2 separate regions of the Homo sapiens genome follow, and region 1 is linked to region 2. The links are chromatin loops, found by intact Hi-C in ENCODE. Cell type or tissue: CD4-positive, alpha-beta T cell. All regions are shown on one strand.

Evidence for each region. Peaks named below come from ENCODE experiments on the same cell type or tissue, not always from the same donor. Only the 100,000 strongest peaks of a DNase experiment are listed, where the experiment ranks them.
Region 1: a loop joins it to region 2, with 14 times the contacts of the local background. A loop is called at or near these places in 105 of 110 quality-filtered maps.

What each region holds. Positions count from the first base shown.
Region 1 is chr12:7,216,670-7,224,669 of GRCh38, reverse strand. It overlaps a transcript of PEX5 not described here. Among named protein-coding and RNA genes, the nearest start is that of PEX5, 31 kb to the right of the region's middle. In CD4-positive, alpha-beta T cell, CTCF peaks have their summits at 4,644 and 4,844 (motif pointing left); a DNase peak (open chromatin) is centred at 4,809.
Region 2 is chr12:7,635,153-7,643,152 of GRCh38, reverse strand. No RefSeq gene overlaps it. Among named protein-coding and RNA genes, the nearest start is that of APOBEC1, 27 kb to the left of the region's middle. RefSeq lists silencers at 3,021-3,120, 4,202-4,331 and an enhancer at 4,773-5,307. In CD4-positive, alpha-beta T cell, CTCF peaks have their summits at 4,069 and 4,268 (motif pointing right); DNase peaks (open chromatin) are centred at 2,362, 2,732, 3,922, 4,302 and 1 weaker place; H3K4me3 peaks cover 2,027 bases; H3K27ac peaks cover 1,565 bases.

The sequences.
Region 1 (8,000 bases), 420 kb after region 2:
AAAGTTAATGACCCTCAGGGGACATTGGAGGTAGGGAAGGAGGGAGACACAAAATTCGAGTAATCACCCTCAGCACCGACTAAACTGGAGACCCTACCGGTCAAAGCAATCAAATACAAAATGTATTCAAATCCCACTCTGGGGAGGCTCAGACTGCATCCAATTTCTGCATGAAACTACACCTCAGAAGCCTCTCCAAGGCAAGAAAAAACTGACAGCATCACTATCAAGATTCAGATAGGAGGCAGCATACACAGGAATACTCATTAAATATTTATTTTCCAAATCCCCAATGACAAGTTCTGGCCAATAAAGTGTGAATGGATGTCATGTGTGTCACTTCCATGTGGAGGCAGTGAAAAGTCCAAGTAAGATGCTCCAGTCTCTCTCTTCCGCTGCCCTAGCAACTACATGTTCCAGATGGTGCATCTACAAGATGGTGGAGCCCAGGTCAACCTGGGTCCCTGAGTTACTATGTGGAGCCAAGTCCTCCACCAACCACAGCAGGTTTGTAACATGGTGATAAATAAATGGTGTGTGTGTGAGCTGTGGAGATTTGGGGGTTAACTTGTTCCAGCAGCATAAGCTAGCCCATTCTGATGAATATAATATAGAAAGAATACTTGAAAAGAAGATGGAATCTTTTGCATTAAGGTGCTTCTCAGTAGTTTCCTGGATCCAGGCTTCCTTCTTCATATTCATTCCAAGCAGCTCTCTTAGATCTCGCCTTGCTTCTTCTATTGGACTTTGTTGGCTTCCAGTCACAATTTATTTCTGATTTACTGGCATCTAGATTTAAAACTCTTTTTGAAAGCAGCTGGACCTACGTGCATTCATCTCCTTTTTCTTTTTATGTCTGTCTCTACTGACAGTCATCTTCCCATTTCTTCCCCTCTGTCCCTGATCCATGACCCTTAATCTTAATCATCTCTCCTTTCCTCCAGGTGAATCAATCCATCATCTTTGATTTTATTTTTATTCTTCCACCATTCCTATACTAATGAAAAAGCAATATATGCATTTTAAACCTCTTCAGTTTCTTCTTGATTTTTTTGGCAAATCTGATCCCCAGATTTAGTGCTCCATGCACAGGCTCCTTTAATTGCCTTCTTGGGTAAGAAATAATTTCACTGGGCCTGGCACAGTGGCTCAAGCCTGTAATCCCAGCATTCTGAGAGGCCGAGGAGGGTGGATCACCTGAGGTCAGGAGTTCAAGACCAGCCTAGCCAAGATGGCAAACCCCATCTCTACCACAAATACAAAAACTAGCCAGGCATGGTGGCATGTGCCTGTAGTCCCAGCTACTTGGGGGGCTGAAGCAGGAGAATTGCTTGAGCCTGGCACGGTGGAGGTTGCAGTTGAGTCGAGATCGCGCCACTGCACTCCAGCCTGGGTGAGAGTGAGACTCTGTCTCAAAAATAATAATAATAATAATTTCACTGAATTGCTTCTTTTCTTAAAAAAGACAATACATTCTTTTAATAATAAGGACTGTTTTATCTCATTTTAATATTAATACAATCTAAATGGCAACTTGGGGGAAATCGTAGTCATGATCAGAACCAGGGATGGATCCAGGGAGGAGACTAAAGTTTGTGCAGTTCGAGGAACCCTCTATAAGTAAAAGAATACAAAATTACCAATATGAAATTCCATGGTCCTACTTCAGCCCTCTCCAGTTCAAGGAGAAGTATGGCAGAGAGGGGGTTGGAGTGGAAAGAGTCATCTTAACTAACTGCATTGAAAATAGTTTACTTTTGCAAAGTTTACAGAAGCATGTGCCCTTGCAAACACAGTGTCAGGGCCCCTCCCAGAACCTTGGAAGTAGCTGGTGCAGGGAAATTTAGGTCCTGAAGCTTAAACTTCATTAGCTTCACAATTAATCCACCTCTGTTCAGAAGCTGGTGTAATTAACAACTCCAAAGCAATTTGAGCTCTTGTGAGTGGAGATTCTTAAGGTAATTGAATCCAAGGTTAATGACACCACAGTTCTATCTTTAAGCCAGAAGACAGAGGAGGAACAGAATTTGGGCATCTGATCCAAGATTGTCCATCTCTGGCTGGTACTCAGAGTTCAAAGCCACATGCTCCCACACAGGTGATCTGTCCTACACATGCAGCTTCGGTGCACTTTGAAGTCCTGCCTGTGGCCGGGCGTGGTGGTTCACGCCTATAATCTCAGCACTTTGGGAAGCCAAGGTGGGTGGATCACTTGAGGTCAGGAGTTGGAGACCAGCCTGGCCAACATGGTGAAACCCCGTCTCTACTACAAATACAAAAATTAGTCAGGCATGGTAGTGTGCGCCTGCAATCCCAGCTACTCGGGAGGCTGAGGCAGGAGAATTGCTTGAACCTGGGAGGCAGAGTTTGCAGCAAGCTGAGATTGAGCCACTGCACTCCAGCCTGGGCAAAAAGAGTGAGACTCCAAGTCTGCAAACAGATTCTTTCTTTCCTTATTGAATCCTTCCTCATCTGGGCATGCTAAGGCCTCTGCAGGCCACAGGCATCTGCTGGGGCTCTGATAGGGCCCAAGACTGGGGGAAAGCCTATATCTACTTACCTCCCTTATGCCCCCATTTTACCTCACAGCTACTGCTACTCTGGTGCCTGAAATTGTTAACTTATTTATTTCTGGCCACTTACTCTTCTAGGCTAGATTTTGAGGGGAGTGACTCTGTATTTCCAATGTCTATAACTTAAACGATACTCAACTAATGTTTATTGAATGCTTGAATGGCACTGTGCTAGACATTTAAGAGAAATTATCTTATGTAAGAATTGGTTTTCAGAACATTACTTAGGCAATTTATATTTTCATTTCAAAGGCATAAGTTTTCAGCAATAAATAAAGCAAATTCCAATTTTCAAAAACAGAAGCAGTTTATTTCCAACAAACGTATACAAGCCACACATCTCTCCTGTCTCCAAAGATACACAAGACAAACCACAACATACTAACAGGTGGAGACCCTGAGGCCTCTTACTAAGTCTTAATCAGACATAACAGAGGAGGCAGGATGTTTATATGTGTATTTATCATTTGGCTGCTTTTCAATTAAAACCACATAGAAGTAAAACAAGAAGAAAAATTTGCTATGAAAAAAAGAACTGCAGCACTGTCTACATGACATAAGGATAGAGATGAGGTGTAAAAAGAGTTGTTTTGCTTGAGAAAACAGCTTAATTAGCCTTTCACCACTGTGAAAGGAGAGTCCTCATGAGCTGATCTTGAAGGATGCTGTAGAGACAACAGAATAAACAAGAAGCCCAAAATAATCAGGTGATGTCTCAACTTCCAGTTCAATGGAATCATAATTATGTACCCTGGTAGACGTATTCATCCCTTGAGAACTAAGAATCTAAATCAAAGTTTCCAAAGTTGCAGGAACAAAAAGCACACATTTTGTGTGTGGATAATAGATAACAATGAAGAAAGCCACTTCTCCTTCCACCCGTTTGTTCCTAGACCTATATTTTCTGACTATGGGAGAGAAACTACCATATATTGGTCACTGATTCTGATCAGACACTACATCTTATAGGACAGAACCCTAACCCCTCATGGCATTGTCACTCAGCTGATGCCATAATTGAGTTGTCAACAAACTATTTCATAATTCTATCAGGCCAGTTACTTCTGAGTGATGAAATGATATACGTAAGATTGTTGAATAACATGGGTATGAACATATTGCCTGGGTTTTTTGCTGTACAATGAATTCGTAGTACAGAAGCAGTATTACATAGGATACCATCATGGTGGATAAGAATTCAATACATCCAAGAATCATAGTGGCAGCAGAAATGTCATGCACAAGAAAGACAAATCCATATCAAGTAAGTATCTATTCTAGTGAGGAAAATAATCTTGTCCTTATCCATGATGGAAGAGATCTAATATCATCACCCTGTTCATTGGTCCAATGAGCAGCACTGAAGTGGCTTGGGAAAGCAGCTGGTTGCCATTCACAAAAAAGGTCATCTTGCCAAGATGACTTTTGAGCACCACCTCTATAACAGATGACATTTAGTGAGCATTCACATGGAACACGAATATCTCCACACCTGTGCCCTTACAAAAGATTGATCTACATGCTTCTTCTCTAATTCATAGTCAGTCCTCCCTAAGTCCCTGAACATAGAGCCAAACCATCCGCCACTACCCGTGAATCAGCTTAGATCCATAACTTCTGGCCTTTCTCCTTCCAGGTAAAATGGACAGCTAAGTGCACTGCTCAAAGTTCTGACCATTAAGAAGATATTTCTTCCTAACTGCCTTTCAGGATCACCCTTGGGGAATTCTATAATGCCGTGGTCATCCACTTTTAGGAGGTACCAGCATATCATCAGAACCATCTGTAAATCAGACCTGAATTTTTTTCCTAGTCAATTTGTCATAGGAAGTTCCCCACGGAGCCTAGGTGGGGATTAAAGGAGAGGTGGCAATGCATCAAGATTAGATGCCACTGAAGATGTTAAAATATAGAAAGGAATGCGTTTCAGTGAGTAATAGCTAACATTTTTTAAACTTATATGGCAGGAACTATTCCTTATGATGATATGTAATAATTATTCTAATCTTACCAATAACCCTGGGAGGTAGGGTTTTTCTTAACATTCCTATTCTGCAAAGAGGAAAACCAAGTTAAGTCAGTCATCTAAGGTCACCCAAGTAGCAAATGTGGTACTGTGAAGGTGGGCAGTCAGACTCCTGAACCTATGCTCTTAACTCCAGACCTTGAGGCCTAGCAATCTTGGGTAGATGGAGGAGAAAGCAGAAAGAGAGATGGCAGCAAATCTCTTGGTTGCTACTAAGGTCCTTTGGCGCCATCTGCTGTTTAGTGCCAGAGTTGGCAATTCCAAATAGTTTGGACTCCTATGATTGATGCTTTTTTCTTTCTCTTACCTGGAACACATATGCCTATCATGTTGTCTTCTTCCACTGTTAGGTCAGCTATTCAAACAAAAACATTGAGATTATAGATCTCATTTTAACTTCCTAAGTGAGCCCAAATACGGGCCAGAAGAGTGTTGGTGTCCATTTCTGTTTGAATGTTGAAGGCTGTCTGACTTTGTGCCTGCTTCTAGTATGGTCCAAACAATTGAAGATATTTTGGCTTTGAGAACACCATAAAGAAGAATGAGATCCTGTCATTTGCAACAACATGGTTGGAACTGGAGGTCATTATGTTAAGTGAAATTAACCAGGCAAAGAAAGATAAACGTCACATGTTCTCACTTATTTGTGGGAAGTAAAAATTAAAACAACTGAACTCACGGAGATAGAGTAGAAGGATGGTTACCAGAGGCTAGGAAGGGTAGTGGGGTGGGTGGGGGGGAGTGAGGATGGTTAATGGGTACAAAAGAATAATTATAAAGAATGAATAAGACCTAGTATTCTCTAACACAACATGGTGACTATAGTCAAAAATAATTAATTATACATTATAAATAACTAAAAGAATATCACTGGAGTGTCTGTAACACAAAGGATAAATGCTTGGGTAATGGATACCCTATTTACCCTGTGTTTATTACATATTGCATTCCTGTATCAAAATATCTCATGTAGCCCATAAATATATATACCTACTATGTACCTACAAAAATTAAAAAATTTTTTTCAAAAAAACACCAAAAAGTAAGAGAACTGCAAATATATAATAGTGGTAGTCATGGTAGGTTTTGCTGCCTAGTAGCGGCTGCCAGATATTGCTAATGGAGTCAGCACAATAATCTTTTTAAACTGATGAAGCCTTTGAAAATTGTGTCGTTAGAAAGATTTTTTAAACCAAGTTAAGACAAGAAGTTTCCTTCTTTACGACGTGTTAGATTAAGCCATTCTGCAGGGATTGGGGGATAAGGGTTCCCAGATTGTTAGAAAACTTCAACTAGAGTAGAGTTTAGAGGAGAACAAAAGATATGACCCTGAGTGGCAGTTCTATCTCAAGACAAGGTCCCCATTGCCTTAGCAGATTAAATACGCAGTTTGCTAGAAGACAAGCTGTGTGAGTGTCTTAGCCTAAGGTTGTGAGTGGGTTGTTTTACCCTGATTCAACTATCTCTTTCCTTTTCTTTGAAACACAAGGCCGCCATTTAATATGTGTCAAAACTTTAATAATTTTCATCTATTGTTTGAACAAATGAGGATTTGTTTTCCTACATGAATTGTCCAAGATGGTAGGTAGAGAATCCAATATGAGTTCAGGATCCCAAGGAAACTCCAGCCCGTTCATTCAGAAGCAGTGTCTGCAGAGGCTGTATATTTCTAAAGAAAAACAAATGGGTAAATTGAATAAAACCCAGTCGTACAGTTTCCACTTGAGGAAACTTTGACCTAGAATAGTTTGCCCGTCTCTAGAATATTCTTATATTTAAAGACCAGAAAGTGTCTCAATTGCAATGAATTCCTACTTTAGTTGATATAAGAAAGACCATTAAGCATCTATATGAATCCTGGAAGGACTCTTAAAGGCTACTGGTGATAGGTCACTATCATAATAATCGTCAATAAATCATACCTCCCTGTATCCACATCTCTTTGCAGTGTGTCATTTCTTCTCTCTCCATCTCCCCATCAAGAGATGGAGTCTATTTCTTCACACCCTTGATTCAGGGTTGAACTTATAAGTAAAATAACGTCTAACTGATATTAGTTAGACTAACTAACTCCCCTCCCTGAAGTTGCCATCCCACTCTGCATGGAACTGAAACTGCACGTCTCTTGCTGACCACCACAAAGGGACAACAGCCAGGGACTGACTGTGAAGGGACTTAGGGTAAAGGCACAGTGCAGCCCGTACAACTCAGGGAGGGGAGGAATGTACAGGTGCACATGCAGGACACTCGCTATGCAGCAGGGCCTATAGTGTCCCTGTTGGCCCCCTAAGTCATTTCCAGCTTGGGTGTATGGGTGGAGGCTGCAAAGCCCCTGCAGCCAGCCCAGGCCACCAAGGGTCATTCTCCACAGGGACAGGCGGCCCCAGTTATGCCTGCCCTGATGCAGCAGTCTGACCTCCTGCCTGTGGGACCAAAGGCAGAGCCTTGTAAAATAAATAATTTGTTTTGACCAATGAAAGGTGACAGGAGTGAGATTGTGTGAGATCCAGAGACTTGCTTTTGAGAGGCTTTGCAGTTCCTGCTCTGTCATTTTGACACCCTGAGACCACCATGCTGTAACGAGGCCGTCTCACCTACTGAGGAATTCTCCTCCACCTTGGAACATCCCAGCCCTAGTTGAGGCATCAAATGACGGCAGGTGGCCCCATGAATGTTCCCCGGTGAGTACAGCGAAGAAGCGCCCAGATTGCCAATCCACAGAATAGTCAGAGATAATTAATTATTGTTGTTTTAAGCCACTAAATTTTGGAGTGGTTTTTATGCAGCAAGATATAACTAATATACTTCCCAAGAAAAGGTAAATCCCAAACCAAACTCTGAATGCTTTAAATGCACTTGCCCTTTACGAAAAACTTTCCTACTTGGAAAATGAGAACACATTCTTAATTGTCACCACCTTAATTTGCCCAAATCTACTAAATATGTTAATATTCCCCATGGGCTGATAGTTCATAGAACTAAATCTTAAAATGAAGGTTTTCTACTTGGGAAAGGTTTTTTCAAATGAAACACTGGATTACTTTGAATTATAAAGTCATGGTTAAAAGTAACTACTACATTGATGTGAAGAAAAAAAATAAACACGTATGAATTAGTGTGAATAAAGTAATAATTTATTAACAAAAGATTAAACATTCCTATTCTCTAACACAAACACTTTATCTCCTTTAAAAAGTTGTTGGATGGAAATAAAGGAAATCTTACTTTGGTTTAATGACTTCAGGGTCCCTGCTGTGTTACAAGAAAAAATACAAAAGAAATACAAATGGGCAATAGGCTAGTGATTAATAGTCACGTAAAGACTAAAGAGAAAATAAAAATAATACAAAAAGTTTTGGGTCTAAGTTTCTAAAAGTTGTTTTGTTTTTGACTTTTATTCC
Region 2 (8,000 bases):
CTAATTGAGCGCTTGTGCCTGGGGAGAGACGTTATTTAGAGTGACTACTGCTTATCCTGCCTTATGTACTTCTTGCTTTACTGGCGGTTTGTTGGCTAAGAGCTCCCCCTAGAGGACAGTAATCCTGCCACATTATGTGGGGTGTAAACAGTTAAATTATTTCCTAGGGTTAACTTGGAGGCTTTTCTGATTAGCGAGCTGTCATGATAATGGCTTGGAAGCACGTGTCAACTAAGGTTGAGAAAAATACTGGAGTAGAGTTTTTCCTGAGATGCCCCTTCTGGTTGTGCTATGGGAAGAGGGGAGGCCTGGATTAGAGAGGAGAAAAAAGAGAGACTGGCTGAGTGTTTAGAAAGAGGTCTACTTTCCTTCTTTTAATTTCCAGAATCACTCAGAGCTCCTGTGCTGTAATGGCAGTTTGAGCCGCTGGAGCTGGAGTTTGAGCCCCGGGATCCAGTTCTGCTGGATCATCAGTAAGACTGGTTCTGAACCCAGTGACCTCCACCTCTGGGGGCAGTTCCATCTCCTGTTGTCTCTGCCACAGGCTGGAGAGGGTTGAGGTGGCTTTGTCTTGCTGTATGGGCATTCTTTCTTAACATGCTCTGGCCTGCCACACTGATAGCAACTAGCAGATGCACCTCCGGGATCCTGGACTTTGCAAGCCTGCAAAGCTGCTGCTAGAGTCTCTGTCCTTCTGACCATTGTCTCTTTCTTTTGGGCCTCCTCCTGGTTCCTATTACAAAAGACCAAAGTGGCCACTTTCAGGAAGTTCTCTAAGGTGCTATCTGGTCCTATAGCTTGCTTGTGTAGTTTCCTTTTAATATTGGCAGCTGCCTGTCTAATAAACTTGTCCTTTAGGATGAGCTGTCCCTCGACTGAATCAGGGGATAAGGAGGGGTGTTCTGTTAGTGCCTCTCTCAGCCTTTCCATAAAGGCTACAAGATTCTCATCTGGCTGTTTATCATGGACAGTTTAGAGTAATTGAGAGGTTTGGCCCTGGTTTTCCGTAGGCCCTCTAATGCACACTTAAAAAAGAGCTTCCTTTTCATCTCCTGAGTTATTGGGGTCCCAATTAGGGTTGTCAAGGGAAACTGCTTTCCTCCCAATTGGGAATGGCATTTCTGCTATTTCTTCTCTTTCCTTATCTGCTTTCTTCCCTTTTGGTGTATTATAGGAGATATGTTGCTAATCTCTGAAATCAGAGCTGCCTGCTTTTCAGCTGCAGTGAGGGTCTGACTTAGGAGCAACATAACATCCTTCCATCTGAGGTGAAATACCTGAGTTAAATTTTGGAAAGCTTTTTTTTTGAGACGGAGTCTCACTCTATTGCTAGGCTGGAGTTCAGTGCCGTGATCTTGGCTCACTGCAACCTCCACATCCTGGGTGCAAGCGATTCTCCTGCCTCAGCCTCCCAAGTAGCTGAGATTACAGGCACATGCCACAACGCCCAACTAATTTTTGTATTTTTAGTAGAGACGGGGTTTCACCATGTTGACCAGGATGGTCTCAATCTCTTGACCTCGTGATCTGCCCGCCTCAGCCTCCCAAAGTGTTGGGATTACAGGCGTGAGCCACTGCGCCCAGCCTGGAAAGCTTTTATATACCTATCAGGGTTGTGAGAAAATTGGCTAAGTCTCCCTTTATTACAGGCCTAAGGGGCTGTAACGAGAAGGGAACTTGAAGGGGCCCCCAAAGAAGGGGGATCTTCAGATGGCTCCTCTGGAAGTTGCTTTTCTAATTTTGGGGAATTATTTTCAGTGAGCGTGCCTGATATGATTCCTAAAAGAGCTGGGTTGATCTTACACTGCTTGCAAAGTTTCAGTAAAAATACCATGCCCTTGTGCAAAATAAAATGAGTTGCTCTTCTCTTTAATGTCCTGAGGCTAAGAAAGTTTCAGTGTTTCAGAGTGCACGCCAGAGGGGCACAAACTGAAGATAATCTGTTACCCATCTAGAAAGAAAAGCAATAAAAGTGTCCTTTTAATCTACTTTGATTCCCTATGACCCCCGACGGAGAATAACACAGTGGAGTGTCCTGTTTTCCTTCCCTGGTTCCTGGGACCCTGTTAAATGTGCCACCCACGATTGTAAGCATGGTCCCCCAAGCCATGGGAGCGGATGAACTAAGTGATGGTGTGTCCGGAATGGGTGGGTTCTTGGTCTCACTGACTTCAAAAATGAAGCCGCAGACCCTCACGGTGAGTGTTACAGCTCTTAAGGTGGCGCGTCTGGAGTTTGTTCCTTTTGATGTGCAGGTGTGTTCAGTTTTTTCTTTCTGGTGGGTTCATGGTCTGGCGGGCTCAGGAGTAAAGCTGCAGACCTTTGCGGTCACTGTTACAGCTCTTAAGGCAGCGCGTCGGGAGTTGTTCGTTCCTCCCGGTAGGCTCGTGGTCTCGCAAGCTTTCGTGGTGAGTGCTGTAATTCACAAAAGTAGTATGGACCCCAAGAGCGAAAGAACAAAGCCCCACCAAGGCAGAGAGACACCCGAGCGGGTTACTACTACCAACTCGGGCAGCCTGCTTTTATTCTCTTATCTGGCCCCCCCCCAACCACATCCTGCTGATTGGTAGAGGCGAGTGGTCTGTTTTGACAGGGCGCTGATTGGTGCGTTTACAATCCCTGAGCTAGGTACAAAGGTTCTCCTCCTCCCCATCAGATTAGTTAGATACAGAGTATCCACACAAAGGTTCTCCAAGGCCCCACCAGAGCAGCTAGATACAGAGTGTCGATTGGCGCGCTCACAACCCTGAGCTAGACACAGGGTGCTGATTGGTGTGTTTACAAACCTTGAGCTAGATACAGAGTGTCCATTGGTGTATTTGCAATCCCTGAGCTAAACATAAATTCTCCACGTCCTCACCAGACTCAGGAGCCCAGCTGGCTTCACCCAGTGGATCCCGCACCGGCGCTGCAGTCCCACGCCATGCGCTTGCACTCCTCAGCCCTTGGGCGGTCGATGGGACTGGGCGCCGTGGAGCAGGGGGCGGCGCTCGTCGGGGAGGCTCCGGCTGCACAGGAACCCACGGAGGCGGGGGAAGGCTCAGGCATGGCGGGCTGCAGTCCCAAGGCCTGCCCCGCGGGAAGGCAGCTAAGGCCCGGTGAGAAATCGAGCGCAGCGCCGGTGGGCTGGCACTGCTGGGGGACCCAGTACACCCTCCGCAGCCGCTGGCCCGGGTGCTAAGCCCCTCACTGCCCCGGGCCGGCAGGGCCGGCCGGCTGCTCCGAGTGCGGGGCCGCCAAGCCCACGCCCCCCCGGAACTCCAGCTGGCCCGCAAGCGCCGCGCGCAGCCCCGGTTCCCGCTCGCGCGTCTCCCTCCACACCTCCCTGCAAGCTGAGGGAGCGGGCTGCGGCCTTCGCCAGCCCAGAAAGGGGCTCCCACAGTGCAGCGGTGGGCTGAAGGGCTCCTCAAGTGCCGCCAAAGTGGGAGCCCAGGCAGAGGAGGCGCCGAGAGCGAGCGAGAGCTGTGAGGACTGCTAGCACGCTGTCACCTCTCAATGGGATTAACCACACTTTACCCACGCAACCTTAGCTTATCTGCCTTGTGTGATTCCCTTTGACTTCCTAAGCCTATGTGATCTACCTGGCTCCCTGAAAAATTGATCTTTGGAGAGACTGTGTTGTTTTTGGTCAAGGCTCCTTTAACAGAGGCAATGTGCTAGACTGCCTGCTATTATGGCCCATGCCAAACCATTTACCCTCAGAAAAATGGTTCTGGTTAACTTCTGAACTTAAAATCTCCCTACTAATTATACCATTTTAACAGGAAACAGATTAGATGTCTTAAAAGAGCGTAGGAACAGAATGGCCATTTTCCTGCTTATGGGACAATATCAAGACTAAAATGTGGCAGCAGACATATTACTTCTTTTTGAGACAGAGTCTCACTGTCACCCAGGCTGGAGTGCAGTGACGTAATCTCAGCTCACTGCAACCTCTGCTTCCCCGTTTTAAGCAATTCAATAGCCTCAGCCTCCTGAGCAGCTGGGACCGCAGGTGTGCACCACCACGCCCAGCTAATTTTTGTGTTTTTAGTAGAGACGGGGTTTCACCATATTGGCCAGGCTGGTCTCGAACTCCTGACCTCGTGATCCACCCGCTTTGGCCTCCCAAAGTGTTGGGATTACAGGCGTAAGCCACCATGCCCGGTCGAGGACATATTACTTCTAATTGCTGAAGGCAGAACTTTCCGGTTCACAGAAGTAGGTTAGAGCCTGATTTCTGGTGGTGCAAAAGGAAGTTCAGTGTTACCGTAAAAAATGTGGCCCCTGAAGAGGATTTCTACTTCCACTAGGTGGCGCTGTTGGCTTAGAAATACTATATGCTCACCAGCGCAGCCACAGAGAGCGGGCTTGTTGAGTTACTGCCTGCTGCGTTTGCCATCTTTCCTAGCAGACCTGTTTCACTGAACTGTAAAACTCCCTGCACTTTTCACAGAGAGAGAGTAAGAGACCGTGGATAGAGAAAGAAGGAAAATTTTGCAACAGGATAGTAAGAAGAGAGCCTTGAAATTGAAGGAGAGATTTGAGGTTGGGGCTCGCTCTATAGTCACCACTCCGATGAATGAATTCCCGGTCAATGCAACCAAAATGATAACTGCTCTGATGAATGGAAGAACAGCAGGGTCCTTGGTCTAACATCGTTTTAGATAAAGCGACATGGACACATGTAGAGTGGTTTTAAGGAGTGGAGAGTTTAATAAGCAAGAAAGAAGGAAGAAGCTTCCCAGTACAGGGACAGAGGGAGGGGGGCTCCCAGAGAGAAACCCCGTGTGTGGCAGAGTAGTTTGTTATAGCAGGAGGCTGGAGGAGGAGGTGTCTAATTTGCATAGGGCCCAGGAGATTGGTTTGACCAGGCGTGTCATTCACATAGCCCGTGAAAAACCTGGCACTCCTACCTTACTCCTTTAATATGCAAATGCAGGTCACCATGATATCCATGTTATCTGGAGGCAATCATGACACTTGGCACATGTAGTGATGAGGAGGAGAGGGTGGCACTCTTCCTGTTGGCCATGTTGGGTGGACCCAGTTTCTAATCGCCAGCATTTGCATATCAAAGCTTGCCGGCCTGGTTTTTCAAGCTGCCTTTCTGTTAGAAAAGAAATGGTTTGGGGGTTGCTTCTTATTACAGGAAAATTTCCACTGAGAACCTTTACCCTTTCTAGCGGCCTAAAAGTTATTTCTTAATAATTCCTGTATTATTTGGAGGTGTTTGGGTCATGTGGGTAGATCCCTCCTGAAGTAATGAGTTCTCACTGTTCGTTCACACAAGAGCTTGTTGTTTAAGAGTCTGGCATCTCGCTTGCTCCTACTCTCACCATGTGGCACACTGTCGCCCCTTTGCCTTCCACCATGATTGTAAGCTTCCTGAAGCCCTCATCAGAAGCAGATGCTGGCACTATGCTTCATGCACAGCCTGTAGAACTATGAGTCAACTTAACCCCTTTTCTTTATAGATTACCCAGCCTCAGGTATTCTTTTATAGTAATGCAAGCAGACTAACACAAAGCTCATTATATATTTACAGTAGAGATGGATGTTAATACATGAGCATATTTTATATGAGCCACTATAATTATTGCTATTCCTATAGGAGAAAAATTATTCAGCTGATTAGCAAACTTTCACAGAGAAAATATCTAATGGTCATTAGCTGTACTATGAACTTTAGGCTTTATTTTCTCATTCACAGTTGGAGGCTCAACAAAAATTGTATCAGCTAAATTATCATTTGATATCAACCTTCATGATAGATATTGTTGTAGTAAAGCAAAGTAAAATGAAAGTAAAGTCAAAGTAAAGCAAAGTAAAAGGCTAGAGAGTGTTGGAAGCAGTGAATCCTATTTTAGATGGACTTGCCAAGGATACTGGTAATTTTCTTTTTTTTTTGAGATGGAGTCTTTCTTTGTCATCCGGAGTGGAGTGCAGTGACTTGATCTTGGCTCACTGCAACCTCTGCCTCTGGGGTTCAAGCGATTCTCCTGCCTCAGCCTACTGAGTAGCTGGGATTATAGGCACGTGCCATCATGCCTGGCTAATTTTTGTATTTTTAGTAGAGACGGGGTTTCACCATATTGGCCAGGCTGGTCCCGCACGCCTGACCTTGTGATCTGCCCACCTCGGCCTCCCGAAGTGCTAGGATTACAGGCATGAGCCACTGCACCTGGGCGGATACTGGTAATAAAGTAAATGAGCAGGTCATGTGAAAATCTGGAGAAAGTTTATTTCAAGCAGATGGAAGAAGGTGCAGGCATTTGAAATTGGAACAAAACAAATTTGGCATTTTTTAAGGAATAAAAAATGTGGTTAGAGTGGAATAAATGAGGTGAGAAAATGTAGGAAATAGGGCCAGGGAGACAAGCAAAGGTAAGATTATGTAGGGAAGTATAGGTCATGGAAAGAAATTTGGATTTTCTTTTGAGTAAACTGGATTTTAGAAATTTGTGGTAGTGCAGGATTTATTATGTATTAACAAGAACTGGTTGCCTGCTGTATGGAAAACAGATATAGTGGGGCAAAAGTGAAGTAAGGAAGTCCAGTTAGAAATACAGCAGATATCTAGTAAAGACTAAGCTCTGATTTTTTATCTGGCCTAAATTCCTTATTAAGGGGTATGGGGAGTCATGACCCACAAACCATAAATTCTCATCAGATGGGTTTTATTTAATCCTGTATATTACGACTTACTTTCCAATCTGACTCTGGCATAACTAGAAAGAAAATAAAAATGTTTTACCCCAAAATATATTTTCTTGCCATACCTTGAAATTGCCCTGCAAAGTCCCTTGTGGGAAAAATCCACATTCTATAGAGAATCCCCTTTCCCCTTTGTTTTCCTTTCTTCCTTTCTGGATCCAGGAGATAATCAACTAAGAGCCAGGTACCCTTTTAGGTCTGATAGGAAACATTTTACAACCTGCTGTCTCTGAAGTCTGCTATCAGAGAGCTTCCTCTGCACAATAAAACTTGGTCTCCACAATTCTTTATCTTAACTTGAACATACCTTTCTTTTTTTTGAGACAGAGTCTCACTCTGTCACCCAGGCAGGAGTGCAATGACGCAATCTCGGCTCACTGCAACTTTCGCCTCCTGGGTTCAAAAGATTCTTGTGCCTCAGCCTCCCAAGTAGCTGGGGTTACAGGCACCCACCACCATGCCCAGCTAATTTTTGTATTTTTAGTAGAGACAGGGTTTCACCATGTTGGCCAGGCTGGTCTCGAACTCCTGACCTTGGGTGATCCACCTGCCTTGGCCTCCCAAAGTGCTGGGATTACAGGTGTGAGCCACCACACCCGGCCTGGACATTTCCTTTCTATTGATCCCAGCTCTTCAGATAAACTCAACCAACTGTCATACAGAAAATGTTTAAATTTACCTATAGCCTGGAAGCCCCTGCTTTGAGTTGTCCTGCCTTTCTGAACCAAACCAATGTATTTCTTAAATGTATTTGATGTGTCATGCCTTCCTAAAACATATAAAAGCAAGCTGTACCCCATCCATCCTGGGCACATGTTCTCAGGACCTCCTGAGGGCTGTGTCATGGGCCATGGTCACTCATATTTGGCTCAGAATAAATCTCTTCACATATTTTATAGAGTTTGACTATTTTCATCCATACTAGGAAATATGACTATTATCTCTACTGAAATAAAGATACAAGTGGTGAGAAGTAGTAAGATTTGGGATATATATTAAAGGTTTAGTTGACAGGATTTGTTGATGGAATAAATGTATGCTACAAAGGGAAAACTCATGACTTTTACATTTTTAGCAAGAACAACCAGATGAATGATACTGTCACTTAACTGAAATGAGGAACACAGGGCTAGGAGTGGTTTGAAAGTGAAGTCAAGAGTTCCATTTAATTATGTTAACTTTTAAAATGTTTATTAGACATACAAGTGGACAGTTATTCATGTCTGAATTTGATAGAAAAGGTAAAATCTGGGGATTAAAAAAATGGGCTTTACATATGCATTGTCTTAAAGTCACAGGAATGG